Regions from separate parts of the Homo sapiens genome. Here region 1 is linked to region 2. A link is a loop called in an ENCODE intact Hi-C map of the cell type or tissue named here. Cell type or tissue: dorsolateral prefrontal cortex. All regions are shown on one strand. Links, peaks and the distances in the headings refer to the core of each region. The heading gives the core; the rest is flanking DNA. Region 1 holds the start of LOC440982 (a long non-coding RNA gene). Region 2 overlaps LOC440982 (a long non-coding RNA gene).

What was found. Hi-C counts contacts between places; a loop is a spot of excess contacts. Peaks named below come from ENCODE experiments on the same cell type or tissue, not always from the same donor. Only the 100,000 strongest peaks of a DNase experiment are listed, where the experiment ranks them.
Region 1: a loop joins it to region 2, with 3 times the contacts of the local background. A loop is called at or near these places in 2 of 110 quality-filtered maps.

The regions. Positions count from the first base shown.
Region 1 is chr3:147,412,833-147,428,598 of GRCh38, forward strand. It overlaps ZIC1 (Zic family zinc finger 1), which reads left to right. Exons shown (of 3, transcript NM_003412.4): 3 at 522-3,887. The coding sequence ends at 719. LOC440982 (a long non-coding RNA gene) reads left to right here and starts at 8,495. Exons shown (of 3, transcript NR_121655.1): 1 at 8,495-8,727. RefSeq lists enhancers at 1-185, 186-1,025, 6,316-6,465, 7,404-8,332. In dorsolateral prefrontal cortex, for the core only: CTCF peaks have their summits at 3,220 and 6,372; a DNase peak (open chromatin) is centred at 6,429; H3K4me3 peaks cover 5,284 bases; H3K27ac peaks cover 7,882 bases; H3K27me3 peaks cover 5,955 bases.
Region 2 is chr3:147,502,562-147,518,327 of GRCh38, forward strand. LOC440982 (a long non-coding RNA gene) reads left to right here. Exons shown (of 3, transcript NR_121655.1): 2 at 5,380-5,491; 3 at 7,034-7,349. Among named protein-coding and RNA genes, the nearest start is that of ZIC1, 100 kb to the left of the region's middle. In dorsolateral prefrontal cortex, for the core only: no CTCF peak of the experiment used is centred there; no DNase peak of the experiment used is centred there.

The sequences.
Region 1 (15,766 bases), core at 2,693-10,692, 92 kb before region 2:
AGGGCGGGACCTGGAAAAGGGGATGGGAGTGTCCAAGGCCGTTTTAAATTTTTGGTTTAATAATAAAAGTTAAAAGAGGCGAGTATGAGCAAAGGCCGCCACTGAATTTGGCCCAGAGCTAGGGCTTTTGCAGGGGGTTGACGCTGCGGAAACTGCTGCCCTTGCAGCTGCCAGTGAGACGCAAGAATTGGACTCCTGCGCCCAGGCCTGAGCTCTGGCTCACCTAAACATGGACAAGCAAAGTTCAGGGAAAGAAAGTGCAGTCTCTGGCCTCATATCCAGTCTCCCTCTTCCCAGACCTATTTTTCTTTTGTGAGTCTTGGGGACCCTGACTTTCCCAGGAGCACGGTTTCTGCAGGCCTGTGCAGAGAAACCAAGCCCAAAGTCCCGCTGATCGGGCCTCACCTGTGTTCAGGGGGCTCCAAGGGGTCCAGGAGGAAGGGCACTCGCGGCCTTCGCCTCTCTAGTCGGCCGCCGCACTGGCTCTTTATGTCCGTAAAAACGCGACTTTATTCCTGCAGGTCCACGAATCCTCCTCGCAGGGCTCGCAGCCTTCGCCGGCCGCCAGCTCTGGCTACGAATCCTCCACGCCTCCCACCATCGTGTCTCCCTCCACAGACAACCCGACCACAAGCTCCTTATCGCCCTCCTCCTCCGCAGTCCACCACACAGCCGGCCACAGTGCGCTCTCTTCCAATTTTAACGAATGGTACGTTTAAAATCAGAAACAAAACATCGAACAAAACCCTATTTAAGAGACTGATCACACACGTATACACAACATTACTGAAAGAACCCTGCGAATCAAAACAACCCCCACACAGACCCCGCAATCCTTTTTTAAAAAATCTGCCAATAGACCCAGGACGAGTAAGAGAGGAAGCATCAACCTTTTAAAAATTTCCTTTCGCTTTCATTATTTTTCTTTTTTTGGCAAAGGCTTGGTACCCAAGGTGCGGTAGGGGGTCGAGGGGGAGGAGGCCACCTGACCAAATGCCGCCAACCCCGAGGGCCAGTTTCTTGTCGAATTGGTACGGGCTCTCTGGGGCTTCGGCTTCTTTTTTTCTTTGTTTTCTTGTAAATACAGAATTATTAGCTTAAAACTGTACTGTTGAATTCTGTAAATAGTTATATCTCGGTTGGAGCGGGTGGGTGGGATTGTGGCGTTGTGGTCTTTGCATTGGGGGAGGGGGGAGGGACCGGATGGGCGGGGGGAGGGGGAGGGGGAGGGGTGGGCGGCCGAAAGCCAACTGTTTGTACTGAATGGCAAGAATGTTCTAGTAAATGTGTACCAAAATGTGAATTACTTTGTACGATTACAGTCTCCACGTCGACCTAACCCAATATTATTGGTATTAATGTGCTTTTTTTGTATAAAGTGCAAACATTTCGTCCCAAAGTCTAAGTACTTTAGTGCAGTAAAATGTTGTTTCATGTCCTGTCAAGAATTCGTATAGTACGAGCCTGGATCTGCGTGTCAAACTGTTCCATTTGTTTATGTAAAGTGATATTAAAAAAGATATAAACTATAACTGTCCGTTACTTTTGGCAAAAGATACAACCACATAATGTATATAATTCCTAGTTTCCATATTTATCCGCATGTAAAGGGCCGGTTTATCCATGTTACAGCTCTTCAATATTTATGGCTAGAAGAACTCGTATGTACACTTTAGTTTCCAGAACTGTTTGGTAACCTTTCGTACCTTATTAAAGATTCTTAAATCTCCGTGATTGTGGTAGGAATTTCTTCTTCACCCACCAGCAACCTGCTGCCTCTTCTGCCAGTCTTAAAGGGTCTCCAGAAAAGCTCTCCAGTCTCCCTTGCCTTCCCTTTCTGTCACTGCAGGTCGTATAAACGTGATAAATGAATGCTACCCTGCTGGCTCTCCGAGAGAGTGTAATTAGTATTTATATCAAAATTTATGAAACAAATTTTCGGCCGCAGTATAATTTAAATGACCTTTGCAGATGTAGAATAACAACCATAAAAATAACAGGAATAGATTGCACAGGCGACATCAATATTAATGTAGACGAATTGTCAGAAGCTCAGGGGCTCGCTCTGCAACATTGCAAATGAACTTGCAGCCGAGGGTTCCGCTGCCCCCTAGATTAAATTCCCCGGGCTGAAACTGAGTTGCAGATTTACAATATCATATTTTAAATTGCTGTCTTCAATTAAACCATTTATGACCATAACTAATTTTCAGGATGTCGATGCATGCTTTTCCAGGCCTTCCTTCTTTGTACAAAAGTAAATGTCCATAAAGCGTTTCACTTATATTCTTCAAACATGATGCTAATTTAAATTAATTACTTCCTATGATATGTTATTATTCCTATGATTTTGCCACTGTTATTAGTTCTCTCAAAAATACATCTAGGGAAGAGGATTATTTTAAGTAATTTGATTATCTTTCTATCTCTTTTATTTATTTCTCATTTACTTAAGAAATTCGTTCCATTGGTTGGCATTGATACAGTAAATTTGTAAATGAGGAGACAATATAAAAAATCTAAATTACTTGTGCTTAATGACTGTAGCAGAATGCCTTTTCTCTAAATCAGATTGTCTTTCTTGCAGTTTAGTTTGATAGATTTGCAAGCTATGCTGCTTCCATGAAGTTAGCTGCGCTGGTAGGAACGCAGGCTTCTTTGTCTCTGGTTGTAGCTTGCATGATCGCCCCATTAGGCAGACAACGTAGCCGGAGATCACAAATCAGGCCCTTGGCTGTAGTTGCTAGTGTGTGGAGGTGCAGAGCAGGTGGCAGAAACTGACCTCACTGGGCAAGGGTGGCCATGGACCTGATTCTTTAATGCACTCTATGTGTTCAGGAAGCCACAGGCCATATTTGACTCTGAGAAAGAAAACAAGAGGAAAAACCCCACAAAGTATAACAACCCCTTAAGATACATCTATTTTAAAGTGAAATTAATTTTTCAGTTTATACCATTGGCCAATTACAAGATAAAAATGTTCAATTTCTTTAAGAATCCTTTGTTGACTTGTCTTTTCATCTCTTGCTATTTATATTTGTCACTGTTTCAACAAAGTCTTATTTGCTGAGGAAGGACTTTGCTGCACTTACTGTACCACATCAAACACTGGGGAGGGTGGTGTTTAACTTTTTAAAAAATGTTATTCTGATTATAACAATAATATTGGCTTTTTTCATGAAAAGAGCGCCACCTTGCAAGGTTTAGTGAGATTTATGGAAGTTGAATACCTAAGCAGGAATTGCTGCTAGCTCCAAAAATTTGCGAAGCAAAAGCTAGCCCCAATTGGTTTGGAAGTTTGAAACTGATTAACAGATTTGCATTTGAAGTGACTCCAGACATTAGGTCCAGACATTAGTTAAAAATAGAAAGAGGAATAAAGACATCTCTTCTCTCTAGAAAAGATAACACCACAATTAATAATCCTTCCCACTTTCATTGAGATCAGCTTGTCTGATAACCTGATATGAGTGTGATAATGATAAACATGATAATAGTGGTACTTTTGTAATTTTGCTGGTGCATTTAAGAAGATAGTAAATGATGAGTTCATCTTTTCTTCGAACATTCCTATTCCTAGATGTAGTTTACCTCAAATTGGGAATTATAACTGTCTAATTTTTGTTGTGTACCTGATGCCCCTTTTGCTTTAATACCACAGTGTAACAATTAAATATCACACTATGACATATGATTTAAGTAGGATATTTTAAAGATAAATTTTAGGGGTAAATGTTTACTTCAAAATGACTCCATATTTCAAATATCTGTTTAGACTGTGAAGGCCAAATAATTTTTAAGAAAACATTTGAAGAGTAGTGTGTTTGCATTTGTGAATAATCTTACTCACAGCAAGTAAACGTAATAAAAGCCAACATTTAAGCCAACCCTCCTGTGCATTCTCTTTTCCAACACCTATCACAAAGAAAAAGTCATTAATGATGTAGGTGGCCTAAAATAATCCTTCGAAGTTAAATGTAGTCTATTATTTTGCTGGTACCTTTAATATCTGCTTCTTGAGATGTATTCTTCATACTTTTTTTCATGGGCTATTAGGTTTTGAAATACATAAATGTGAACAGCAAAATATATTGTTAGACTCTCTTTAGCAGGAGCTGAAGATGCTGCAAATAGCTGTTTCCTGTGTGTAGCTTTAGATTCTGACTTAGGTAGAATGCTGTCCTGGTTCATTTTGCAATTGCATTGTATTCTGAATACTATCAAATGATTAGAACAGCTAACAAGTTATTAAAAAGTTATGTTGTGTCAACAGAAAATGCCTGAGTACAAGCAATCATATTTGAGAAATGAAGAGAAATGAGTTGTGGTATGTGTGTGTGTGCATTTGTAGAGCAAGCATATAAATATACAAGCACCATTTATATGGGGGCTAAGTAATTTCAAACATTTCAGATCCTTTGTTTTCTTCTTCAAAAGCTACCCCCAACTGCTTTAAGCGTTTGCAGCTGATGATTTTGATTTTTTAAAGTCAAGCATTCAAGTTAACCTTTAAAAAGCAAACCACCTCCAAAAGAAAGATGTAACCTTTCAATTGCCCCATCTGCTTATCTTTTTTTTTTCTTTCTTTCTTATTTTTTTTTTTTCCTGACAATGAAAGTAGCACTAACCTTCTTTGCTGATAGGCCTGGCATTTAGATGCTTTTATTGTGAAGTTTTCTCAGAACTTTTAAAGGGCTGGCCAGAGAATTATACCCTCAAGTACCTCACCTAGCCCCAAAAGCTTCCAGAAGTTTTCTTTTTGAGGCCAACATTAAATCAGTGTCTAGGACCCCTTGTGAGTCGGTGCTGTTGGAGTTGTTACCTGAGCATACTGCTTTTCAGGAAGTGAGTTGGAGAAGGCCCTAGACCTTAAAGAGAAGATTTAGTTTAAGATGTTATGAGGAGTTACTGCAGGTGGTCTGGCACACTCAAAATAAAGGAACTTGTGCCCTTGGCTGTGGACTAGATATAAAGACATCAGCTCTTACACATTCCCAAGTTACATTTCTTTTCTTTTTCCAACTTATAATACCGATTACAAATTTATCTCCTCCTCTCTAGGTACAGAGTTCTGGCTTCCTTGTAGCATCAAGTGTAGTTCTTAGAATCATGTGTTCGTATTTGTGGGGAAAAGCATTTTCATAAAGATAGTCACAGTTGATATCAACTGTTTTAGAATTATTGAAAATAGTGTTGGCAATGGAAAGATTGATCTTGTCTGTGCCGTCAAGCCGCTAAAGGTACAAGTTAGCCACGATAGTCTCTCTTTCGGCTTTTAACCACACTGTCCATCCTCTGTAATATGTACCATTTAAACTAGTTAGATATAGAAAGTAAGATTATTATGGGTAACCATATAGCAATTTTTAAAAAATGATAAGCACTATTTTGGGGCAAGAAATACAAAAAATGTTAACTTCTTATGTCACATTCAATCCTTTTCCTTAAAGTTTATTGCAAATACAATGGTGTAATAGGTGCAAAATATGAATAATGTTCTCCTTAAATCTATGCAAGGCTGGTTTGCTCCAGAGTCCCTTCCTTAGCAAGAGGAAACACATCAGGCCAAACCAGAGGCTATTTTTACTGTGGAAGCTGGGATCTGTCATCAGTTACTAAAGTTGATATCCACTTTAGAGTGAAGAACTAAAACAGTGTGAAGTTTCCAACTGATGTTATATACCAAAGGTGAGTTTTTAAAAAATCGGGTTTAGCTATCTAGAGTGGAAATATCACTTGGCAGTGAAGATGCCACAGACTGACATTGTGTCAACTGTCCACAATACTTTGGCTGCCTCTGATGGTTGTCAGACATCTCTGTAAGCATATCCAGGAAAATCCACCGGTTGTGAAAGTTACGCAGTGACATTTTCACCTATGGCACACACAAGAATCAACTATTGAGCGTGGGTATAAACATATTGGAATCACATCTTTAAAAACAACAATAGCAAGCAAACCCAAGCCGTCCGACCTTAGCAAACTTTAAAAAATTGTTATTTTACGTCTTTCTTTTGTGTAACAATGTCCATGAAGTTACAGTAAGCGGGAACACAAACGGTGAGAGAAGCTCGCATCGCGATTCCTTTTTAAACATTTTCCATTCATCCGCGAAAATGCTAGCCTCTGACTAAGAAAACTGAAAGTTGTGGAGAAAGGACAGGGGTGGGATGGAGTGCGTAAAGGGAAATTTTTGCATTGGTGGATTTATTGAAAGCATGGAAACAGTCTTCGGGGGTAGGTGTAGGGGGTGCAACAGCGAGACTTCCCCACAACACCTCCACCGAAGGCTGGGTCGTCAGCGTTTGAGGGACCCTCCCGCCACCCCGCAGCCTGGCGGGGCGCTTTCCAAATCGTCGCGGCAGGCTCTGGCCGGGCAGGGCGAGATGTGCGCATGCGCGGCCTGTGGCCCGAGGTTCCACGTGCTGATGAATATGCATGAGACTCCCCCGCCCTCGCGGGCTAGAGAGAGAACCAAGCAGAGGCTCCGGCCTGTGAAAGTCGCTGGCTAGGCTCCCAAAATAGTGCGGCGGGGTAGCTGCACGTGTTTGTTTTCAAACCGCGCTGGTTTAAGTGAGTTCACACTGCGGAGCCGACAGCAGAGGGTAGAGCAACCTGGGGCTGCTGCCATTGGAACGGCGAGTTGAGCGGGCCTGTCAGGGCCTCTCCGCCGAGGGCCGGGGGCTGCATGGTGCTCGAGCCCCAGCCGGCCACACCCCAGTGCATCGGGTGGCTGGGCTTCCAGTTTACACCGGGCCTACCAGGGAGGCCTTCTTCTCTTATCCTTTCCCAAGCCCGAGCTGCCGCCCCGGCTGTTCTCATATCCCTAGCCCCTCGGAGAAGACTTAGCCTACCCCTAGTCAGAGCTCAGGCCCCAGGTGACCGGGCAGCGGCTTGGGGGAGGTTCCCTAGGCCCTTCCCTCATCCCTTGCCCAGATCCAAGTCTGGGTGCCGGCTTGTCTTTGTCTTTCCGCCTCTCTCTCCCACTCTTTTCTCCTACTTCCTCTTGCTCTCTGGCATTTCCCCAGCCTCCCACCGCCCCATTTGAGATACTAGGAGCCATTTGCTTGAATGACTGTTCTAGGGTTTCCACTTGACCCTTTGCAAATAATACCAGTCAGCTTGCCTGTCTTGGAGTTGAAATGGTCCTGTTAAATCCAAACGTGCTTAGGTAGCGCAAACGTCGGGACTGGTGGAGGAACTGCCCTGGCCTAGAGACCAGAAAGGGTAGGGTTTGGTGAGAGACACCTGGGTTCAGTCGCTGGATTATTGCTTTCCTCTCTAGTGAAGTCCTTGGGGATCTGCATGGTATTTTGTGGCCAATGTGCTGACATTTCCAGAGTGAGCGTATAATCTTTCTAGGTGGAGTGGCCAACGCTTGTAAACAAAGGGGAGGGGCAACAGAGGGTCCCTGGGTCACTCTAACCTCTGACCGACTAACATCTACAGCCTTTGGGTGTTTTAGTAAGAATCCTGGGTCCCATAACATCAGAAGTGGTTGCCGACAGATTCCAATCCTACTCTAGATTTTTACTTTCATTTGAACAGGTAGACCCACTTTGTGGAGCTTATCATTTCATTTCCCTCACTGGGAACAGGATGCCTAGGTCAGTGCCGGGCTCACACTGCAGTCTATCCCAGGGCCAGTTCCATCTGTGCCAGTTTTGGAATACCGGGACCACAGTATCAGTTCACCCGACAACTACCACTCCCCAAGCCTTCAGCGTGGAACCTGAGGACGCAGGGAGGGAGGCTTTGGAAATGTTCCTGCCAGGACAGTGCCTTTTTTCCTACCCAAACTCCCGAGTCTCCGAGCTCAATAACGCAAGGATGGCTGAAGAGCGTCTGCTCCATGTCTCTTTGCCGGACTCAACGACCCTCACCCACTGCCACCGAGTGCTAGGCCCACAGAGGCCTGGCAGAAGCCACTCACCCCTCACTACTCATGACTAGGAAGAAAGTGGCCGGGGCATGAGGGTTCGAGTTCTGTCCTAGGTCCCGGAAGCCAGGGCTCCCAGCGTCTAGTCAGGGGCGCAGAAACCCTCGTTCCTCCAAACCCCCGCCACAGGGACCACTCCAGAAGAAACCCATTCGTGATTTGGGTCCCTTTGTGTTTGAGTATTGTGGGGAGTGGGCTATCTAGACTCTAAGGACTCCAAGCTAACGATGACCTGTGTGGGCCTTGCTCTGAACAGAAAACTCAAACTCAGCGTGGGTTCCCGCGTCTTCCCCAAAAGGCCAAGGCCCAAAGAACCCTTTTCATTTGGCGAGGGGCTTGAGGAAGGGAGGGGCTGGGGCGGGAGAGGGTCGGGGTCTGCAAGCCAGCGGCCCGGCGCAGCGGACTTGTCCGGCTGCTCAGCTTGGCAGCTAGCGTCCGTGCCGGCAACGCTGTTACCCTCTCCTGGGCTGGAGAGTGGGGACATCCCTTCCCCGCCCCTAGGCGTCCCTGGGGTCGGCGCCAGAGCCCGGGAGCGCCGGAGGCTCTGGCTGGATGGCGGCGAGGAGGGCTCTGAGTCCTCTCCCGGCCAGGCCGAGCTTAGTATGTGGAGGCGGCGGCGGGAGTGCGGGCATGGACCAAGGGAAGGGGGACACCCAAACCGCATTGGTGCCTTCCTTTCCCTCCACTCGCGCCGTAGACCTCCCCAAATTGCCCGTCTCCGGTATGACTGAATCTGTCTGCTGGCCTCTCAGCTACCAACTCTGCCCGAAATCTAGATCCCAGACCTGGTAAGTCGCGTTCCTCCCCTACCCCGCCCCGCCACCTTACTAGCGGACTCTGCCCGCGACAGCGTGCGCGCGCGTGGCCTGAGGCGCGCGCTGAGAAGTTGGGCTGATTTGGAACTGCTGCGCTAGTTCGGCCTCTGCCGCTGGGGTGTATACGTTTATACGCCGTACGCTCCAGGGTAGTCAGGAATGTCGCGGGGCTCCCCAGTGAGGCGGGAGCGAAAAGAGTGCAGGCCCACTCTTCTGGATCCTCTTGGCCCTGTTGACACCAAAGCCATCTTTTAAGAATAAGCTTTCTGCTGGTCTCTAAAAGGGGAAAGGGGCAGCGGGGGAAGAGAATTGTCCCTTTCCCTAAGCAGTTTCTAATCACTAAGGTCTTCAACAAAGTTTACTGGGCGGTTTCCATTTGAATGCTGTGAAATTGTTATTATTACTATTTTAAGTTAAGGTTTCTAAGAGTCACAGCTTCTCAAATATACGTGCCTCTTGAGGATGCTTCGACAATTACCTTGTCCACTAACTGCACTTCCTTCCCACTGGAAAAAATAAACTTAATTTTTCAGTAGTTGCCTTAGGTCACGTCGTTTACATGTCACTAATGTGAAGAAAGAAGTAAATAAAGAAAAACAACCTTGGCATTTCTAGTTGGAGCTCCGTGCGCTTTATTATTGAAATGTGAAAGATGGATTTTGGGGTGGGAGGGGGAGGTAGGGCCCTGGAAGAGGGCTTTTGAACCACGGTGCCCTGTTGCAAGGGGCTGACCTTTGGCTGACACGGCCACGGAGCGGGCAGTTCGTTAACGAGGATTTGATACATTAGACATTCGAGCTGGGCGTGTAAACCTACACTCTCAATCCAGATTTCGCTCAAATTAGTGTTCGAGGAAATGATCTTTCTAAGTCCTGAGGCTTAATCAAGTGTCAGGCAGTCCAATTTCTCCCTGAAAAGGGCAGCGAAGGACACCGGGTAAAAGACACATTCCTAGATCCTTAAAAGCAAAACAAAACAAAGCCCCCCAAATAAAAACGACAACCAACATACAAAACAAAGCAAAACAACAAAACAGAAACATTTTTTGAATAATTCCTAAAATCCTTTAAGTTGCCACTTTGAGGCAATGCTTATAAATAAGGTTAATCACCTCCTTTTAATGAATTCCGTTCTAAGAAATCCTAATACCAGTCAAGGCTGTGAAGACAGTGTCACAGTTACGACAATACTTTTTTTGAGATTCATATGTGTGTGTGTGTGTGTGTGTGTGTTGTGTGTGTCTGTGTGTTTCTGTTTTACTCGCTGGAGATACTAGAGTGTGACAATTTATATCCACCAGGCAGTGTGGCACATGGAAAGGGGATAGTCACAGGTTTTTAAAGCCTTTTGAAAGTAGATGCATCTCTATTTAATTTGGTTCGACTTATTCCCAGACTTTGGAGCTCAGAAAGGGAAGGCAGGCTGGCCACTAAGTCCCTGGTCTGGCGCTCAGCGGCTGAAACTGCAGCGTTTCGGCCTCACAGATGGGGCTGGAGTTGGAGACGTCGCTGCGGCCAGGACTGGGAGGCCACTTGCTTGGCGGGTGAGGCGGCTCACGCGGTATTTATTGACTGGCTCGGGAAACGTGTTCTTTTACTTACTTGTCATTAAAGTTCTAAGTTTTAAAAGCGCATTCCCAGAAAATGCTTTTATTCTCTTTCCCCCAGTAACAGAGCCCGCTAACTGCTTTCAACTGGAGAAGGGGAGAAATTCACTCCTGCACGAGTTCCCAGCTACTCTCTGGTGAAAGCGGGAGGGCGAAGCGAAATTGTGTTCTAGCTCTGAGCTCCGCAGCCCTCCAATGGCTGACTTCCTTCAGCTGCTGTCCTGGGGTGCCGATCGCTGCGGCAGACGCAATTTTCCGCACCTGCGTGTTGTTTTTTGCCGCCGGGTTTTGGCGGAGCCATGCAGGCGCGGTTCCTGGGACCCGAATTTATTCCAAGAGAAAACGCACAAAAATCAGTTGTGGTCTCAAATCTTTATTCAAGGAGTCTCTGCCTCCACTCCCCCCTGTCCTCCGGTTGTAGATGAAAAGGTGGAAAGTTAAACGAGAAAGGCAACCACTATCATGAAAAAAAGATACTCTCAGGATTCTAGGGAAGAGAAATTGTTCCCCAACAGCCTACGTTGAAGAAATCCCAAGAGGATAGGGCCCATGAGAGCTGCAGGATTTTTTCCAGAAGTAGTTCTGTAGACTCAGTCCCAAGCATGCGCCGATGGCTTCCCAAACTCGGGTCCCCCGACTCTTAGTACATGGGCAACTGCGGGTGATTGAACACACTTTTCTGGACGATAGAGGCCAAAGTCCCCCTTGGAAAATCAAACCTTTCCATAATCTTGATAACTCTCCAGTGTGGGAGGGTTGTAAAGGTGAGAAGAATGGAGAAAGAAAAAGCTGGAGAAGGATGGGAGAGTAAGGAAAGAGGGAAGACTGTGGTTAGTTAAGTGCGAGGTCGAGTTCATTTTCCCTCAGTGGCGGGTACCAGCACCAGCTCACGGATGAGAAACTCTCCGGGATTCCCAACTTCCAACTTGTGTCAAGCTAAAGTAGAAACGGTGGGTCCATTTCGTTTAAGGTCCACATTTTTGGAGTCAGTGGAAAACAGTATTACGCTGACCCATATAAGAGTGGAGGGAAGGAAGCACTCACTGTTCATAGACTTGCCCTGTTTCTCCCTGGCCCTTTTTTCTAGAACTTTCAACTCCGTTTTACCCCAGGAGCCTATACCGGGTTTGGGCCTCCAGACTCTGTCGCAGTCTGAGGTGCCTGTGAGTCCCCCGGAGCAGCAAACACTGGCATTCTAACTGCGACAGGACTTTCGAGCGAGTGCGAGGAAAGCCCCTTTCGACAGTTCTGAGGTTTTATCCGACCCTGCCCGGGACTCCCTCCCTGCATGCCCCCGGAGCTCCAGTCCGGGCCACCCGGGGGCTGCTGGGGACCTGACGCAGGCAGCTCCGCCACTGACGTCAGGGGCTGCTGGCGGCTGGAACCCGAGTCCAGGCCACAGGCGCCCGGCGTGGGCATCATTAATTATCAGGCACGAAATGTTGCAAAGAAAGCGCAAGCTATTCTGCTGGCAGCTGATACATATATATATATATCTTTTTCTTCTGGGAGGAGGCAGCGGGAAAGGAAAAGATAAAATTCAATAAGAAACAGTGATTTGGTTTCTTAAAGCATTGTTACTAAGTTCTCACCCTCCTCCCTCCAGGTCTGCCCCTTGGGTCCACTCTTTTGTAGGTATGAGCTCCGCACTTTCCACTTGGTTTGGGGGGATTCCTAGTGGAAGTGCCAATATTTGTTCTTGTGGGAACGGCATTGCTACAATTTCCTTGTAGATTCCAGCACAAGGGGCTGTCAGCCGAGGGGGTATTTGCTTCCTAAAGCTGGATTTATCTTGTTCATATCACCCCTTCCATTTGGTCAGATCCTTAGCCAATATCTGATATTATTATTGTTGTTATTAAGTAAAAAGGAAACAACAACCCCTCCCCATACCGACAAGGCCAAAAGAAATGAACAGTGAAATTCGGCATCAGGAACACAGCCTTTCATTTGTAACAGCAAAAGCATCTTTCCTTTTTTTTCTTTTGTTTTAAAAAGAATTATAATAAGTAGCTTAAAATAGAATTTTAGGCAGCAATAAAGTCTTCAAAATCACATTCGCTCTTGGTTCGAGTTCCAATGCATTTTCAAAATCCTTCTTCTGAGGATCATTGCCGAATAAATACAGGGCAGAGCAGGGTCATTGTGAAGTGAATTCTCTCTTGGGCTCTTCCTTGCAAAGTGAAAAAAAAAATGTCATTCATAACGGAATTCCACAGGTGATACTAAAGTGATTTGCTGGAAAAAGAACAAAGAGAAATTAGAATTAAACTTTAAAACCCACCCAAATTTAGATAATTTTTATATAAGTGGAAACAATGCTCTGCAAATTCTAATGGCTTGAATATTAGCTCATTTGTCATAACTAATTTCCTTGAAATTAACTAACTGAATTAAAAACTCCTCCTGGAAGAACCTGTGTATAAAAATAGAACTCACATGTGTCATTGCATATTGTCAGTAAATAGCAGTTCTTGAAAATATAAGATTATCTTTATAAGTATGCATGTAAATGTATTTGTCAGTATCTACAGGGTCAGAATAAAAAGCTGTTTAGTTATATTTTCTAGGAGGTACAAATATCCAGAAAAGTATGAAAAGTACTTATAGGGCAAACTGTTTAGTGTTTAATAGACAGAAAAATCATGAACTAAATTTTAATTTTCTTTTGGAAATTTCATATCACTGTAGATGGTCTTTTATCCAGAATTATGTTGGTGATGATTTTATTCTTAAATTAGTAATTTATTTTTAACCATTAATTACATGGTAAACACAACACATATATACTTATTTCTCAGAAATGTGTAATAATTATTTTATAAAACATGAGTGAAAAGGAAGCTCATTCTTATATAAAGTATAATCTATTTGTGGTATTTAAATCTTTATGAAGGTGAATTTTAGAAAGCTAAATTGGTCACAATAATACATGTATAAAATTTCATAAACATGCATCAATAAAATCACTCAGGAGTTGGTGTGTTAAGAGTATTAGAAAAAAAGAGATACCTGCACAAATATAAGAACAATGAAAATAAACCTCATTTGGGATAAATAAAAACAAGCAAAAGTTCAGGGTCCAAATTTTTTTCTTTAACAATGATTAACTATTTTTATGGCTTGTAATACTTAGACTTTTATTTTAAATTTCAAACATGTGTGTTAATGAGATTGAAAAATATTTGGAATTGAGGGCAACAGTTAATCAGCATTCAGTAACTTCAGTGCTGTGTTTCTATTTTATATACCACATCTTTCACATACTATAAATCTTTCTTGAGGGCTCTGCTATTTTTGGTACAGCAGGCTGAAATTTATGGGTCTAAGATATATTCCAGACTATGTGTATAACACTTTGGCCAGGAAAAAATCCCAGGAAATCCACTAGATTAAAAAATTCAGCTAATATTATTATAGTTTTCAAATCAATAAATATTTACAGATTTACACCAATAATTAAATGGAAGTGCCAAATTTTAATGTCATTATGTGTGTTTGTCTTCAAATAGGTGATTTGTACAATTTAGACAATATTTTATCAGGGTTATGTGATTTTTGATGATGTTTCAGTTATGATTTCACTCTCTGATCTGGTAAAGTCAGTTGATGTCCTTGGTTCTTAGCTTTTTTACTTGTGAACTTCAGTGCCCTGGACAAGAGGCTTTCTAAATTTTTATACAGTTCTGAGAGGAGTGATTTGGCTTACTGTTGCTTATAGATTTTTTAAAAAAACTTTTAAAGATAGAATTTTATTTGTAAAAACATTTAAATAAGGGTAGTCTACTTAATTGACTTGGGTATAAATGCAGTTAACTGACAAGTCATACTGTAAAACCTCATTGTTAAAATTTTTCTTTTTCTGAGAGTCTTGTTTCAGAAATAAGCACTCTATTAAACAAGGGAAAATACAGAAAACCTACCTTTCTCTCTTAATTTGAAAACAAAATACTGTCATAATGTTTTATTTATATGAATAATAATACATATTTTTCTGAATCGGGGATAGAATGTACCTACAAGATGGAAGCAATGTTAAATTCAATTGTTAAAAGGCGTGCATTTGGTACAGTGTGAAATTTAGGTTCTGGACATTGGTAAATAGATGTGAAATATGTTTGCTATATTCACTGAATGCTATACAAATCCCACTATGTTAAGTAATAAAAATAAGAAGAAAGCATAACAACTCTTCTACATATTCTCATTGCTGGATCAGTGTGAAGAGTGAAATATATTGAGTACATTATTCAACCTACAGGTTCTGCAGCTGTGGCTTGTTACCTATCAGCTGACTGCACCTGAATGGATTAATTGATTGATTAATTAATTAACTCAACAAACATTAAAGACAAATATGACCATTGTTATATAGGCTATGGCATTTCAAAAATAAATTCCAAATACTTTCTTCACTCCAGGAATTTAACAGAAGAGACATATATAATTAAACCATATACAAAGTAAAATATAGTATTTGCCATAAGAGAAGCATGCATAAACTTAGAATTTTTAAACTTTTTGCTTCCCTTTAGAAGATACTGGGTGTTACGTGCTCTTTTAAGTAAGAACAAAATGTATCCCAAACTTCTCCTTCATCCATCCCCTGTTCCCTTCCCCTTTTTGCCTCTTCCTCCTTCTCTTCTCCTCATCCTTGCTCTGGAACCTAAGGCAATATGAAATTTTTAAAAGGTGCTGTGAGCTTGCTGTCTGAATCCTCGCTAGGCCTCTGTCTTTTGGGGGCAGTTTTGTCGGCATACCCATCTGCAGTTAGCTAGCTTGGACTCCCATGATGGGCTTAGGCTCTGTGAGTGCCGGGCCCCAGGGCTGGTCAGAGCATTTTGCTCCCAGGATGTCCACTTCATGGTTGAAGGGTGTCAGATCAAGCAGAGATCAAGTTCTAACAACTCCAGAAAAGGATTTGAAAAAAAAAAGACACTGCTTGGCCATCAGAACACTTAAACTTTGCAGAATAGTACAGTATTCCTCCCCCTTTTATTACTTGTTAGATTTAAATACAGATTTCCTTGTCACTAACAAATAAGCCTTTTCTTACTTTTATTATAGTTTCGTTGTTCATTTTTATTCAGCTTAAAGTATTTACTATAAAAGTGTTGGGATACTGACAAATTTTTCATAAATTTTCAATTTATTCTGCAATATTAAGTCACATTTTTCCTTTCCCTGAGGCTGACTTGTTCTCTGGCAGTATTTTTAAAGAAAATTTTATGTCCTGCTTTTAACATCGATAGTAACCCTCATGAAACCAGGGAATAATTCATGTTCTCTGAAACTGGTTGCATTCAAATTCTATAAATTCCTGTTTTCACTCCTTTGTTGCTGTTCTTTGGTTCAATTGGAGAGTGGTGCAACATACAGCAGTTTGATTAGTACTTGCTAGCTGTT
Region 2 (15,766 bases), core at 5,142-13,141:
GTATGGAGGAAAGGTACAACTAGATTGTTTAGACAGAAGGGCTTCTCTGAGAAAGTTATCGTGTATCAATAAACACACATGCTACCTGCATTTATATAACGTTTATTTCTTAATATGCATTTGTATTTGCAATACCTTGCACAATGTTTAGCATAAAATGAAAGAAAAATGCTCTTTGTAATTGGAGATGGAAGGCAGCTAGCATCTTGAAAAGTCTGTGCACAGATGTAGGGGCATATATGTAAAAGACTGTTGATATTATTGTTTTGCCAAATATAACATAGACAACGTAACAGCCTAATATTATAAAATTGTCTATTACAAAGGTTTGGATATAAAGCCCTCCAGAGTCCTTTTTAATCACTGTCTTCAAAAATTGTTACTTCTTCTTTCATTATAATTTGTACATATTTCTGTTATAGTGCGTCCCACATTGCATTGCCATTAGTTATATACAAATATATATTTCTTTCTAGATTTTTCTCCTTGACAGTGTTTGTCCTTTAACATCTTTGTGTTTCTAAGCAAATCAAATTTGTTTTGATAGAAGTGTGTGATAGTGGGGATTTTACTTTATTTCAGTTACAATGTTCTGACCTGATTACATGGGAATTTTTCACTTATATGTTGATGTTCTGAGAGAAAAATATTGTCTTTAAGTGGCAGAGCTTACCAAATTCCAGCAAACCAGCTAGCTGACTTGTGCTTATTGCTCATAGAAAACATTGTAGCTAAGTTGATTAGCAATGACAACACTACTGCTGCTGCTGGAAATATCTACCATTTTTTCAGCCTTTTCCAGTGTTAGCTATTGGCCACTACTTACATTGTTCTATCAAATCCTGACAACTACCCTATCAGATAGGTATTTATTGACCCACTTTATAAATGTGTAATTGAAACTCAGAGAGGATAAAAAACTGCCTGGTCACCGGCCTTGTCATAATATTATGTGTGCTGAGTTATATGAAGTTTGTTATATATAAGAAAAATACTATAAAATTTCAAATTAAAAATTTATAAAATGGCTACTTTATATATCTAATATGTGTGTTGTTACATGGCAATGGGATATTCTTTTGAATGTTTAGTGGAGAATGGGTGTGAAGTGTCAGGGATATGTATTTTGCTAAAGTTTGGGATGGGTGTATGTGTATATATGTCATATGTGTAAATATTTGCATAGTTATTTGATACTATTAGCTTTGAGCTGAGTAGCACTCACTATTATTCCACTCTACAAAAGGAACTTTGGAGGACAAGGGCCATTTCTTGTTATCTCTGTGGCCTCAATGATACAATGTAGACACCTACTAAATGCTTGTTAAAAAAAAAATTAACAAGGCAATTTCATCACTAAGGCAATACATAGCATAGGAGCCTCTAAGAGTTTTACTTTCTTCAAATTTAAAAAGCAGCATCAATAACAGGGGAAAACAACAAATAAATAGCTCTTGTTATTTTTATTTTAAAAGATCAGTAGAGTTTTATTTTGATTACAAGACTTGATCTTCAAAATTAAGTAAAAGTGTATTTGTATCTTCCTATGGAATGATGAAAGTGAAGGTCAGTCCCTACTGTTGGTAATTTATTTTATGGTTATGTGTCTACAGGTACATAAGAAGTAGAACATACTCAAAATGCTTTGTAAAGTTTACACATATTTGATTCTTGCAGCTCAAAGTGAAGAAGTGGTCTAGATATAAATGTAGGTGACTTGAATATAAAATATTGCTATTATATAATTTTGTATATCAGATATTAGAAAAAACAAGAATGTGATTATTTATGTAATAGGTTCAACTTCAGTAGTTACACAGCAATTTACTGAGTACAGAGTAAAAAAGTATTTAGTCCACAATTTCTATTAATTAAGAGTAGAAGATGATTTTTAGTAGAAGCTCCTTATATATTGTATGGTACAAGTCTAAAATTCTCAGAGTTAAAGAGAGGAGCTTTATGAACATGTGCTTATTCTGTTTCTCTTATTTTTTCTGGGAGAACGCTTAGTTCATTCTATGGAATTAAGGCCACCCCTGAAGTAATCTCTCTCAGAATTATGTGCTGCTTCAGGTATCCCAGTGAAAGAGGTCTCTCACAGTTCTAATATTTTTGATAAATTCATATATAGACCAAAATGTGAATGTGACATTATTTTAAATTCCCCAAATTATCTGATCTAATCTTAGTGTTCCAAGTGTAAATCTGAAGGGAAATTAAATCGTATTTTGTTGAAAGATAGTATTGTAGAGACTTACTATAAGGCTCTAGAAGTTACCTGTCTGTCATGAAAGATTTGTTTTTATGGGACTGAATGATATATTGTAGATTTCATAGAAAACTCTATGTTTTCAAATTTTTGATGTCCCAAATTTAATTTCACTAACTGATACCCATGGAGTGTTCATACTGAATTGATATGGGGAGAGATAACCGGCAGTGAAGAGGTGAACAATAATCTAGTTGCTCCAGGCATCTGTGATTTTTCCTACTTCTATATTATTTCAGGTGCTCTACATTTTGCTTTTAAAATAACCGTTTTAATTCTATTGATTTCTCTACATCTCTGCTTGTACCAGCTACCATCTTCTGTCACTTGGACTGCATGCTGACTTCCCTGCCTCTAGCCTCCCACTTTAAATGCCCTGACATTCATTCTCCGTACAGGAGCCAGTATTTTTTTATAGTGTAAGCCAAATTATGTCTCTCCTTCTTTAAAAGGCTTTCAAGGCTTTATTTATAATTGCCCAAACTGAAAATAATACAAATGTTCATCAACTAGTGAATGAATAAACAAATTATAATAATTCGTACAATAGAATTCTTTCAGCAATCATGAGCTGTTACATACCAGAACATCGGTGAGTCTGAAAGGCATTATGCTAATTAAGAGAAGCAAGACACAAAACCTACAAGATTCCATTTATTCCATTTACATGACATTTTGGAAAAACTATAGGGACAAAATCAGACCAGTAGTTGCTAGGGGGTGGTGGATGCAAGAGAACTTTTTGGTGTGAGGTAAATGATCTATTTCTTGATTGTGACAGTTGCACATCTTTATACATTTATCTATAATCATCAGTTTTACATGCAAAGAGTGAATTTTAATACATTCATATATGATGTGACATATTTGTATGTATCTGTCTCTGTCACACACATATACACACACACACTCTCTCTCTCTCACACACACACAAACACAAACACACATATATGTATAAAGAGAGTTCCAATCCTATAGAATGCGTTGTATCCCCCTAGAAATAAAAATAGGAAAGTAAACACATTTTCATAAAGTGCCTCCCTTTAACTCCAAGAATTTTGCACATGTATTGTAGGCTGTGAGGAGCTTCTGCCCCAAATTATGTACATGAGGTACATTATACCCCAATAAATGTGACTTAAGCATCAAAAAGCATTCAATGGCCTTCCTGTACTTAGACTGAAGCTCCATAGCCCTAACTGTGGTCTAGGAGGCCCCTTGTGAACTTGCGTCTGCCTGCCCTTCACCTGTTTTCTCCCACTACCTCTCATTGTTCTAGATCATTTAGTAAGTTTTCTTAGATGTTTGATATTTAACTTTCGAAACAATAATTAGCATTCAAAAGTAACATTTAATATTTGTTGAGGATTTAAAATGTGAAATTATATATCAATAATTCCTTGAAATGATACCTATATTTTCTCTTAAAAATTAAAATTCTTATCTACAAACTGTCTATATCTGTCATAATAGGCATCTTGATTTTTTGTTCATGGAAAGCGAAGAGAAGATTCAGTAATTTTAAATATCAGAGGGGTTGTTCAACTTAGACAACAGCTAGTTATTTTCTGTCAGTTGAACATAATATAGGATGAACTTATACTATATTAATTAATTACACAAATGATTTTTTATATCTATTATGTAACAGGACACATAAAGGGGGCATTTTCACTTTATAAATATACAAGGATTGAATTTTATTAAGTAATACGCTCTTCTATTTTATTTACAAATATAATTTAACATATAAGCCATCACAGTCATGTGCTTCAAGATATGTTTTGGCCAACTATGGACTGCATGTATGACAGTGGTCCCATAAGATTTTAGTGCTGTATTTTTACTGTATCTTTTCTATGTTTAGATACACAGATACTTACCTTTGGGTTGCAATTACCTGTGGTATCCAGTACAGTAACATGCTGTACAGGTTTGTTGCCTAGGAGCAATAGGCTATACTAAATAGCCTAGGTGTGTAAGCTACACCAGCTACATTTATATGAGTATATGCTATACTATGTTTGTACCAGGAGGAAATTGCCTAATGACACATTTTTTAGAATATATATCTGTAGTTAAGTGACACGTGATTGTACATATATTTCAGAAATATGCAATACAACTTCTTGTGTATTGAATGTGAGTCAATGCACAAATATATAGCAAGTACAATTTATAATGGGAGAGAGACTGAATATAGAAAACACACACACCCACAAAAAATTTATTCAATTCTAAGAAAAATACAGTTTTCTAAAAGTGGGAACATATAAAAGTAAAAATTTAGTTAACATATGTCTAAATTAGATTTACAAAGCTTCTATAAATGCATTAAAATAGATTCATATCAATCATTAAAATATCTCAAAAAAACTGATCATATATATTATCTGATAGTGTACCACATCACATTGGTCACCTTTACATACTATGCCTCCCAGGAGTATTTCAGAACTGGACAAAATTTTCAACTCATGTGAGAATTAGCAAAATACAAATTGAGCCCATAATGGTGTTATGGAATTTTAATTTTCAAAAATGTTCAGTTGGCTATTTCCTTCCCTCCCTCCCTCCCTCCCTCCCTCCCTTCCTTTCTTCCTTCCTTCCCTCCTTCCTTCCTTCCTTCCTTCCTTCCCTCCCTCCCTTCTTTCCTTCCCTCCCTTCTTCCCTCCCTCCCCCCAATTCTCACTCTTCTTTACCCTTCCGTTTTTTCTTACGCTCACTTATTACAGTCACTGTAAGAGGTTTTCAGTTTATGGCTCTAGGATATCTTCAATTCACCTGAAATTTTTGCTATTCTGCATGAATATAGTAAATATACAGACCACTGGCTAGCCTTAGTCCCAGAATTTACTTCTTTTCTCTTAGTTAATTTCCTTTTCAGTTCCAGGAACAGGAAAACATTACTCAGGGAACATCTTGTGCAATGATGCCACATCCATCACTTAATAAGAGCTTGTTTTCAACTTTCTGAACCAGCGGGGTGACCTTATGTTCCCAAGAGAGGGCCTAAAATGCACTGGGCAAAGCTCTACCTCTTGAAATGGCTGTTTGGTGTTACAGATGTTCAGGTGACTGACTGATGGTTTCCTCCCTCTGTATGACAGCTCCTGGGAAGCTCTAGGATGTGACTTTAAGCTGGAAAGACTCTCAGGAGCTAGGTTTGATATGGCACAATCTCAAGGCATCGCTAAGTCTGAAGTTCTTCCAGCAGGTCTGGTGAGTTCTGAAACTTTCCTGGCAAACCCATCTACTCTGACAGCACAAACAGAGAAATAAAAATAAGGGAAATATCAAAGTTAAGGCCTTCCTGGGTGTAGTATAACATACTGGTTAAAAGCTGTAGTTCTGAGGTTGAGATTGTTTGGGTACAATTCCTCATTCCACCACTGCTGGCTGCACAATCAGGGCATCAATTTTCTCATTTACGGTAATAAGAATATAATGATGAAAATAATAATAATACTTACATTCAATGGAATTACCATGAAGATTAAATTAAATTAACACAGCCTAGCACAAAATAAACATTAACTAAATGTTATCTGTTAGTATTGTTGTTATTGCTATTATACTGTTATTCTAAGCCTCAGCAGATAATTTGGCCACAACTGAGTAACTACTAGGGATTTTCTTGTATTATCAATTATACAAATAATTTATGGAACAGTTGTGATAAATATATACCTAAGGAGGCTGGGCATAGTGGCTCAAGCCTGTAATCCTGGTACTTTGGGCGGCTGAAGGAGGAGGATTGCTTGAGGCCAGGATTTCAAGACCAGCCAGGGCAACACAGAGAGACTTTGTCTCTACAAAAAATTTAAAAATTAGCTGGGTATTGTGGCACACACCTGCAGTCCTTGCTACCAGAGAGGATCACTTTAGCCCAGGAGTTTGCAGCTACAGTGAGCCATGATTATGCCACTGCACTCCAGTCCAGAAGACAGAGCGAGATCCTGTCTCTAAAAAAAAACAGAGTAAGAAGTTAAGAAAATTATTTTAAAATACATGTGGTTGCTAGAATTTAAAATATTCATCACCAGTTTGTATGGAGACAGGAAAATGTTGTGTCTTGAGTCAATTTTTATTAAGTTTTGTGCAAAAACATCTCATTTTCTTGGTTTTATAATTAGATAAAATATTCAAGGGCACAAAAATATTACTTAAAGGAGGAGGCGGCTTAAGAAGTAAGCCAATATATATTATATTTTCCTAGGATAATTTTCTGTAGGAAATTAGATTAGATGAGAAAAATAAAATTTCAGATTTCACTTGGCATTTTGTAACCCTGCTTACACAAAAGGTTAAAAACAAACAAAAATTTTACTTATCTCTTTTTATTGCACATACTTTCTCTGGTAAATTCTATGCCAGATGTAGGAAGCAAATTATTAAAAATACAACTTCCAGCAAATAAAGAGGCAATTATTGCTATACTGTTTTAATATAAAATCTGAGATAACTTTTCAATGAAAAATATTTATCATTTTTATATCTATTTCCTCATCTTCCTCTTTTTCTTTATTATTATTATGGTATTATCGCTGTAATTCATAGAAATGACACATTGCTAAATGGCAGTGAACACTGAACAAAGGTAAGACAAAATTAATTTATGCAGGAAAATGAGCTAGAAAAGCAGAAAGATCCTTTTCTACATAGTAAATACATTATTTGTAGAAATCATTTTTACTTGCTAAGTATTTCCAGGCATGCAAATAACTGTTATTCTCAACTGTCTTTTCTATGTCTTGGCCAAAGTAAACCACAAAGGACAAGCAGCTCAGAGATTAGCGAATGCGTCTCAGCTGTCCTAGAAAAGTGCTGTCAGCAAGTCTGAAGAGTTTCCCAGAAGCCCTGAAAGGACGCAATAGCATCATTTAGCAGAAAGAAACAGCCCTGGATTAATGTTCTTTTGGGATTCATCTTCTGGCTTTGTGATTTTGGGCAAGTTACTTATCTTCCTCCATTTATTCACATATATAATGAGAGGAGTAGTACCTACCTTACAAACTTTTCTGTGAGAAGCAAAAAAAATAAAAATAAAAAATAAAAAATAAAATTGTTAAATATTTGCTATGTGTAAAATGCTTATTCCTTTAAAGTTTTCATGTCAGTTAAAACATGTTATTGGCTTGAATCCTGACTCAAGAACGGAAATAGTAATTGTGTCTGCCATTCAGGGTGACACAGTTATTTCCACTGGTTCAGGGTGGTGGGGTGGGAGCTACTAGATAGAACAGGTGGGGCAATTCTTGATACATTTTCGTGTTTTTTGTTACTACTAATCCACCAACTCTTGTTTTCACTCAGAAGCAGATAAAATGGACATATTTATTATAGACTGAAAAATGATAAATGAGATTAATTTTAAAAATAAAATGAAAAGGAGAATAATTGTTTATAAATGTATGATTTATAAGTTCTGAATGTATAATTTATAAGTTCTGCATGTATGCATAATAAAATCATTTAAATTACAGGAGTATTAACTGAGTGAAGTAATTCTGATCATTTAGATTTATGTGTTCCTTGGACAGTCTTAAATGAAAACAAAACGTGATGGCTTTAGAGAATTTGACTTTGACTGGAAATGTTTTTAATTGGAGAGTATTTTGCATTAGCTGATGGAGTTAATTTCCCTAAGATCTTCAATAACTTGTGCATGTAGCACTAGCTAGTTGGAATCTGAGAATTCAGGGACATTCTTTATTATCTTAAGTAAAAAAATTGTGTTTGATGATATATGTAAAATATGCAAGCTCATATACTCTTTAAGATGGGATGAAAAAGAATAGTTCTATTGTACATTAGAATAACTGGGTTTTCTGATATAGTACTTCCCAGATGTTAGCAGCTGCAATGAAGATAACAAAATCAAGCACAATAAAGTATTTCTTGGGTCAAGTTGGAGAAACACAAGATTAATCAAAACTCTAAAATGATGCTTTCATTGCAGCATTTCTCAGAATCTTTACTATACCAAGGTGTATTGAGAATCTTTAAGGATGTTGGCAATATGTTCGCTGTGTTTTCTAATATTTGATCATCAAATCATTTTCTTAAGACGTTATTGTTAGGAATATATTTTGGAAAGTACTGGGTTGGAAGATCACTATGTTTTCTTGTCTTCATTTTTTAAATTAGGGAAAACAAAATTCATACAAATTCTAAGATGGCATATGAGTTTAGAATTTTCCACCACATATTCACCTTGTTTGATCAATTCTATTGGGGGCATTCTTGTATAGCTACCTTACAATGCAATTTCTAATGATAAGAGATTGTGGCTCCTGGCTTTTCTCTTTCTTCCTTCTAGCATTTTAAAAGTGTGGTTATCCCATATGTTAGGTCCAGAAAAATGTTGTGTTTTCCTCTGAGAATATCTGATCTTGATAATGGAGAACTAGACCAAAGTGGCATCTGGGATTTTTAAAAAAACTTTATTATACTTTAAGCTCTGGGGTACATGTGCAGAACATGCAGGTTTGTTACATAGGTATACACGTGCCATGGTGATTTGCTGCACTCATTAACCTGTCATCTATATTAGGTATTTCTCCTAATGCTATCCCTCCCCCTGTCTCCCACCCCTGGACAGGCCCTGGTGTGTGATGTTCCCCTCCCTGTGTCCATGTGTTCTCATTGTTCAACTTCCACTTATGAGTGAGAACATGCAGTGTTTGGTTTTCTGTTCTTGTGTTAGTTTGCCGAGAATGATGGTTTCCAACTTTACCCATGTCCCTGCAAAGGACATAAAATCATCTTTTTTTATGGGCATCTGAGATTTAAAGCATGAAGACAAAGAGAAGACACTCTAAATGAGTCAATTTCCACAAGAACTATCTTGGAACTTTGAAATACAATTTTAGAGACAGAATTTTAGAGACATCAATAAAATTGAGTCTGTAGTAAGTGATAATTATTATCATGTGTTCTATTCATCGTGTCCCAGGAAGTAGGGAAACAATAGAAAAAGAAAATCTCAGTTGAGAATTATGTTTTTGTTCTTTGTTGTTTTTGTTTTTCAACATTGATGCTACTGTCATTTTGGACCAGATAATTCTTTGTTGTGAAGGACTGTCCTGTGCACTGTAGTGTTTAGCCACATCCCTAGCCTGTACCCTCACCAGTATGGGGGCAAAACCACCCTGCATTGAGAATTATTGATCTAATCCTTTCCTATAATATTTTCTCCCTTTGGCACTCAAAGATGAGTATAGAAAATTCAAGGGCATTGTATTATGTATGTTCATGTGATTATACAATAAAACTACAAATAATTTCAGGAAGAATAACAATTGTGTAGTGGGTTTTTAAAATCATTTTTCTGAGTCTCAGTCTAGAAGTATGGGATCACTTTCTAATCTCCTATTAGCTGACCTAGCTGACTTACTTTTTTATCCTTGTGCCCTGACTGATTGTCATTTCTATTTAAAAGGATATTAGCAAAACTTTCACTTTTGCCTTAAAATGTTTAAGAAGAAAATTATTAAAACCGTGATTTAGAATTTCTCCTGGTTGGTATAATCTTTCAGGTATCAACAAACACTATTTTTTTAAATAAAACAAGTAGTTGCCAAATACGTTGTTTAAAACTATAAGCTAAATTGAAGGGGATGGCATACAATCCCCCATCTATTTATATTTTGACATTCTGTTGGGCTATACATTTTACACTTATCTCTCTCTCTCTGTCTCTTTCTCTCTCTCTCTCTCAATAGTTTCTTTTTATTTAAAAAATATTTGAGACTGTTACAAAACTAGGAATGAGGCAGTTTCTGATAGGTTAGAAAACATTGTCTGAAAATAAGCTGCTTGTTTACTGGTGCAATCAAGAGTAAAAATGTGAATTACAAGATTGTTATTTTAATTTTTTTTCCATTTTTAGTCTCCAGGACTGAATATTCACTTCTAGAAAGGAACATGGTAAAAATTTAAAATTTGTATCAACTTCTACTAGATTTGAGTAACTCCTTAAAGGGGAAAATAAATAAATAAATAAAAAGATAAAGCTTGTTTATTCTGATAACCAATTAGATTGTCAAAGCATAATCCATGATGTACTTGGAATAATTTAACATTCTGACATAATATCTTCTCTACAAGAAATGTCCAAATACATGTTTTCTAATTTAAAATACTCTAATTACAGAATAGGTAGAAGTGTGAGCCCTAAAGAAATCTATATCTTAGTTTAATAGCCAGAATATTATTTTCTTTTTGTTTTCCAAAGTTTTTTTTTGTGTACAGAGTTTAATATGAAATACATTCACCACCCAGTGTTCTTAGTGCTTATAATAGTATTGAATAATAAAAAGCTTAAAGTCCATTTTAAAATTTTACATATGATTACATTTAAGTTAATCTTCTTTATTTGTTTTCGTTTTATAAAAAGGTACTCTGCTACTTCTGTCAGATTACATTAGAGGATTTAGGTGACATTCTTGTACCAGGGAAACTACAAACACTTCTACAGGCTATGTATTTATATAGCCACAATAGGCATAATCCTATTTTTATGAAGAACAAACATAATTGACTTAAAATAAAAATACCTTCCTGAAATCACCTATTCTATTCCATTTTGTCCAATTTTTAAAAAATATCCTAAAAGCTTGATTCAAAAATTTAAATCAGATAAATAAGCACAATCCCTTGCCAAAGGTCAAAAAGATTGCCGTAAAAATCCAAACAGAATATCAATTGGGACCTGACAAAGCAAAAGAAGTAGACGATTCAAATGAATTTCTTTTTGAATACACATTTGCTCATCTTTGCTCAAGGGTCAAAAACTGAGAATTATTCTGGAATAGAAATGGTGACTATATGACCTGTTGTTTAAAGTGTGTTTCTAAACTGGCTTATAATTACCAAATTAATCTTGGAATATATTAAAAACCTATTTGCACAAACTATGTACAAGTGAAAAAGGGAGCAGAGCACTTTACCTGTATTGATACAAAGGACTGCATAACAAGTATTTGTTTTTGTAGCTATTGTGGCTTTGGGAACAAATAAATAAAAACAGCGGGAAACACAAATATGGAGTCAGTGCAACTGGAGGTTGTCAGGGAGCAGTATGGTGGCTTTAGGAGCTGAATTCTGCTTGAAATAAGCTTTGTCTCAGTATGCGTAAGAGGCTTTGGCGCTCTATCAGACCTCTAGGGCAACCGCTCAGCAGGACAGGGATTAACCGGTGGTTTACTATAGTCTGTGCTTCCCAATTCATAGTAAACTTGCCTCCTTGTCATACTCTTACATTAACTCACTAGGTACTAACTTTTCCATCTATCTATCTATATATTTTTTTTCTAGGAATTTAGACCTTTTGGCAAAAATAGAGTAGCAGATGTTAATTCAGAATCTAAAAAGTAAGTTAATAAACATAATTGAGAAGACACCAAACGTTTGACATCTATAGATAGCAAAAAAGAATAACGATGGGTAATTTTGCAAGCCGAGTTATTCCCATTTTCTGAAATTGATGTTTCCTTTTTATCGGTGGCCCTACCGAAAATGTCCTAAGCACAAATTGCTGTATTTTAATATAACTGCTATTCACTCAAAGTTCCAAATATATTTCTATTCTAACAATGCGATGCTTTTTCTTTTCTTTTCTTTTCTTTTCTTTCTTGAGGCTTGACAGGGTTAATTCCATTTAGCTGTGGGAAGACTATGCTGTGGTGGAAACCCCATGGTTATTCCAAGCGCATGACCATCAAAGAGCCAGATTAGCTGAACGAGGAGCGAAAGGAAACTGTGCACTTCCTGTCTCTTAATAAAGCTAAGATTACAGAAGTATTTAATAACCATTGTGGGTTTTAATAGGAAATTGTAAGAACACTTTTGGTAATTCACTCAATCTATAGTTACCCTTGAAGACTGTTTTTGTTTAAGCTAGTTTAAATATCTAAAAAGTGTTGTAAAATCAGGATCGTATTACGCATAGGACTGCTAAGTAATCAACTATAAAGACATTAGAAGTTCTTTTTGGATATCTCATTTGCATGGAGAAGAGTGAGTTGCACCACGGCTAACGAAAACAACAGCAATTGTTTTATAAGCATTGTGAAGGCAATAAAATGTGGATTCCTTATGTAGGTCCAAATGTAGCAGCTGGATTTGGCTTTATGAACCATGAAAAATAGTTCCCATCTGGAAGTTGATGTTGAGTAAAGATGCAACAGTAAGACAGCATTTTACATGAAACATTTTATACATGTCTAGCCCAATCATTGGTACTTTCTGGTTCTAAAAGGAAAATAATAATTGAGGGTCAGTGTGTTTAATATTAAATACCCAAAGTGTTCTTAATCCTAGTGTGGGTACTTATTTTGTGCATTGAAAACCAGCTAGGCAACACAAAATTATTTTTAAATTTTATTAATAAATAATTAGCACTGAGTAGTAATTATACAATTACAGACATAGTTACTCATAGTTACTTATTCTCAAGTTAAACATTCCATTGGTAATGGTGATAAATTATTTACTGAAAGACATATGCTAACATGTGCAATACACTTTGTCATTATGCAGCATATTACAAAATATTAATTTTTTCTTTGTATTCTTTATCACGCCTCCCATATAACAAATATTTCACATGTAATGAATGAAGTTACATATGAACTAGTCCTTCTGAGGTTATTTTACTATCACCCTGCTTACAGGGAGGCATATACTCAAATACGAAATAAACATATATCTGTAAATCTAATTTTAGAAGATTTAGATAACGCTTTTCAACATATTTCAATCTCTCCCTGAATGTATTATGTAAATTGGTGAAAATTATTGTGTAGTGCCAACTTTTTTAGTATATGTTTTGCATTTAGCAAGAGAAGACATAATTTGCCCCCCTTTTGCAATTCTGGCCATATTAAAATTGAGAGGTTGAGCAGGTAATAAGAAGGTTGACAGTATTTATAGGCTGTAATGGACATTGCATCACTTGATAAAGGTTGATCCAAGTTTTAAAGATTTAAACTCAAAAAAGCTATTGTTTAGGTTTATGCACATTGGTGTGTTATTTAAAACAGACAAAGATTTTAAGTTACTGGTCTTAGTTCTTTTCTTTTTTAAAAAACTTTAATTTTGAGTTACTAAATAATTACAGATAAAACAAAGCCAGCTTTAGTATATCTGCAAATAAAAAAATTCTTTGTAGTATATTTTGAGGTACAGTGAAAATGAAATAAAGTAAGAAAGGATAGAGGCAAAATAAAAAGTATAAATCTATTAAAATTTATTATAATGACACCATTTATTAGATAATTTTTTTCTAAACTTTCGTTTTTTTCTTAAACACTTATTTCTAAATTTATCTGTCAGCAAGGAAGCTCAGATATTGAATTGTTATTATGTTTTAAAGTAATTTTTCTTCATGTGAAAATTCCACATTATGATTACCTTATTCAAATATTTCATGTTTTCGCACTTGTTGTCTATCAGAATGAGTTGAGGGTGGAGAAGATAAAAAGTACCTCTATTTATCTATTAATTTAATTAATTTATTTATTTTGAGACGGAGTCTCGCTCTGTCACCAGGTTGGAGTGCAGTGGTGAGATCTCAGTTCACTACAACCTTCACCTCCCTGGTTGAAGTAATTCTCCTGCCTCAGCCTCCCGAGTAGCTGGGAGTACAGGCGCCTGCCACTGCACCCTGCTAATTTTTGTATTTTTAGTAGAGACGGGGTTTCACCATGTTTGCCAGGCTGGTCTCGATTTCTTGACCTCTTGATCCGTCCGCCTCCGCCTTCCAAAGTGCTGGGATTACAGGCGTAAGCCACCGCGCCCGGCCGATGAAAAGTCTTTAGTATAGTGCGTAGTCTATAAAGGCTCAATAAGTAGTAGCAATTAAGACCGAATAATGAAGAATCTTTCTTTTGTAGTATAATTTTGTTTAGGATGTTTATTGTTAATTATTATAAGAACAACAATGTTCAGAAAGTTAAAGAAATTTTAAAAAACCCAAACTAGATTAATAATTGGGATGTGTAATGTGTATTATGAATTCTATCTATGTAAGGATAAAAAAACAAACTACCAGAGACTTTATACTATGTTTTATTTTGATAACTATTCAAAACACTGATTTGTTAGGTTGATTTTCAGCTTTTTGCTAAACAGAAAGCTTTACAGCTTAAAATTTGTAGAATACAAAATTGGATATCAGACTCCTTAAAATTGTATGATTAAAATATGAGGGATGAATGAATATCAGTAGAAAAATATTCTTGGTTTTCAAATATAATTACGAATAAATTCTTTTTAAAAATGGAAAGAGAAAAATTCCTTCCCCATTTGTTTTCTTGTTTTTTAAAATTTTACTTTCCAGAATTTTATTACCTAAGCCTCTGCAGAGGTGGGCCAAATGTTTCATACTCAGTCTTTTCTCTCTAAACCAACCTTGAAGATGCAGCTAATATTGTACTATTCCATAAATAATACCATTTACTAATTCTTCCCCTACAAATCCTCTCATCTTTGGACTTGGAGAACTGGGATTACCTTAGAAATTCACTGAGTAATCATTCATATATGTATATATATACATACATACATACATATATGTGACATATGTGTAGTTTTATATTTGTATTTATGGTCTTCTACTCCTTAGATAATCCATACAAGTATAATTGGCATCTCTAAGTACATTATACCTTTCTTAAAACCAAGCACTATATTTTAACAATTCGATAGCTCATAACTCATAACTTTGTACATGATGGGCAGACAACAAATATCTGTTGATTCTATATCCTTTTGTTTTGTTTTGTTTTGTTTTTTTGAGACAGAGTTTCGCTGTTGTTGCCCAGGCTGGAGTGCAATGGCAAGATCTCGTCTCACTGCAGCCTCCGCCTCCCGGGTTCAAGCGATTCTCCTGCCTCAGCCTCCCGAGTAGCTGGGATTATAGGCATGTGCCACCACGCCCGGCTAATTTTGTATTTTTAGTAGAGACGGGATTTCTCCATGTTGGTCAGACTGGTCTCAAACTCCCGGCCTCAGGTGATCCGCCCATCTCGCCTCCCAAAGTGCTGGGATTACAGGTGTGAGCCACCGCGCCTGGCTCTATATCCTTGATGAAACATTGCATCAGTGATTTTTCCTCTTGATGGACATTTGGCAATGTTTGGAAACATTTTTGGTTTACACAATACTGGATGGAGTGGGGGCATTGAGGGTGGTGTTACTGGCATCGGGGGAAGAGGCCAGGGTTGCTACTAAACATTCTACAATGCACAGGACACTTGTTTCCTTGCTGTACTCTTATGCGACCTCACTAGTGTTTTAATTTTGAATCTTTACAATGGATAGTGCACCTTCAATGATTAGGAGAGACACAAGATGGAAATTTAGATTTCGTTACTTACAGGTCCTGGGCGGCACACAGCACACTTGGAAGACACACACACACACACACACACACACACACACACACACACACACACGAGAGAGAGAGAGAGAGAGAAAGAGAGAGAGAGA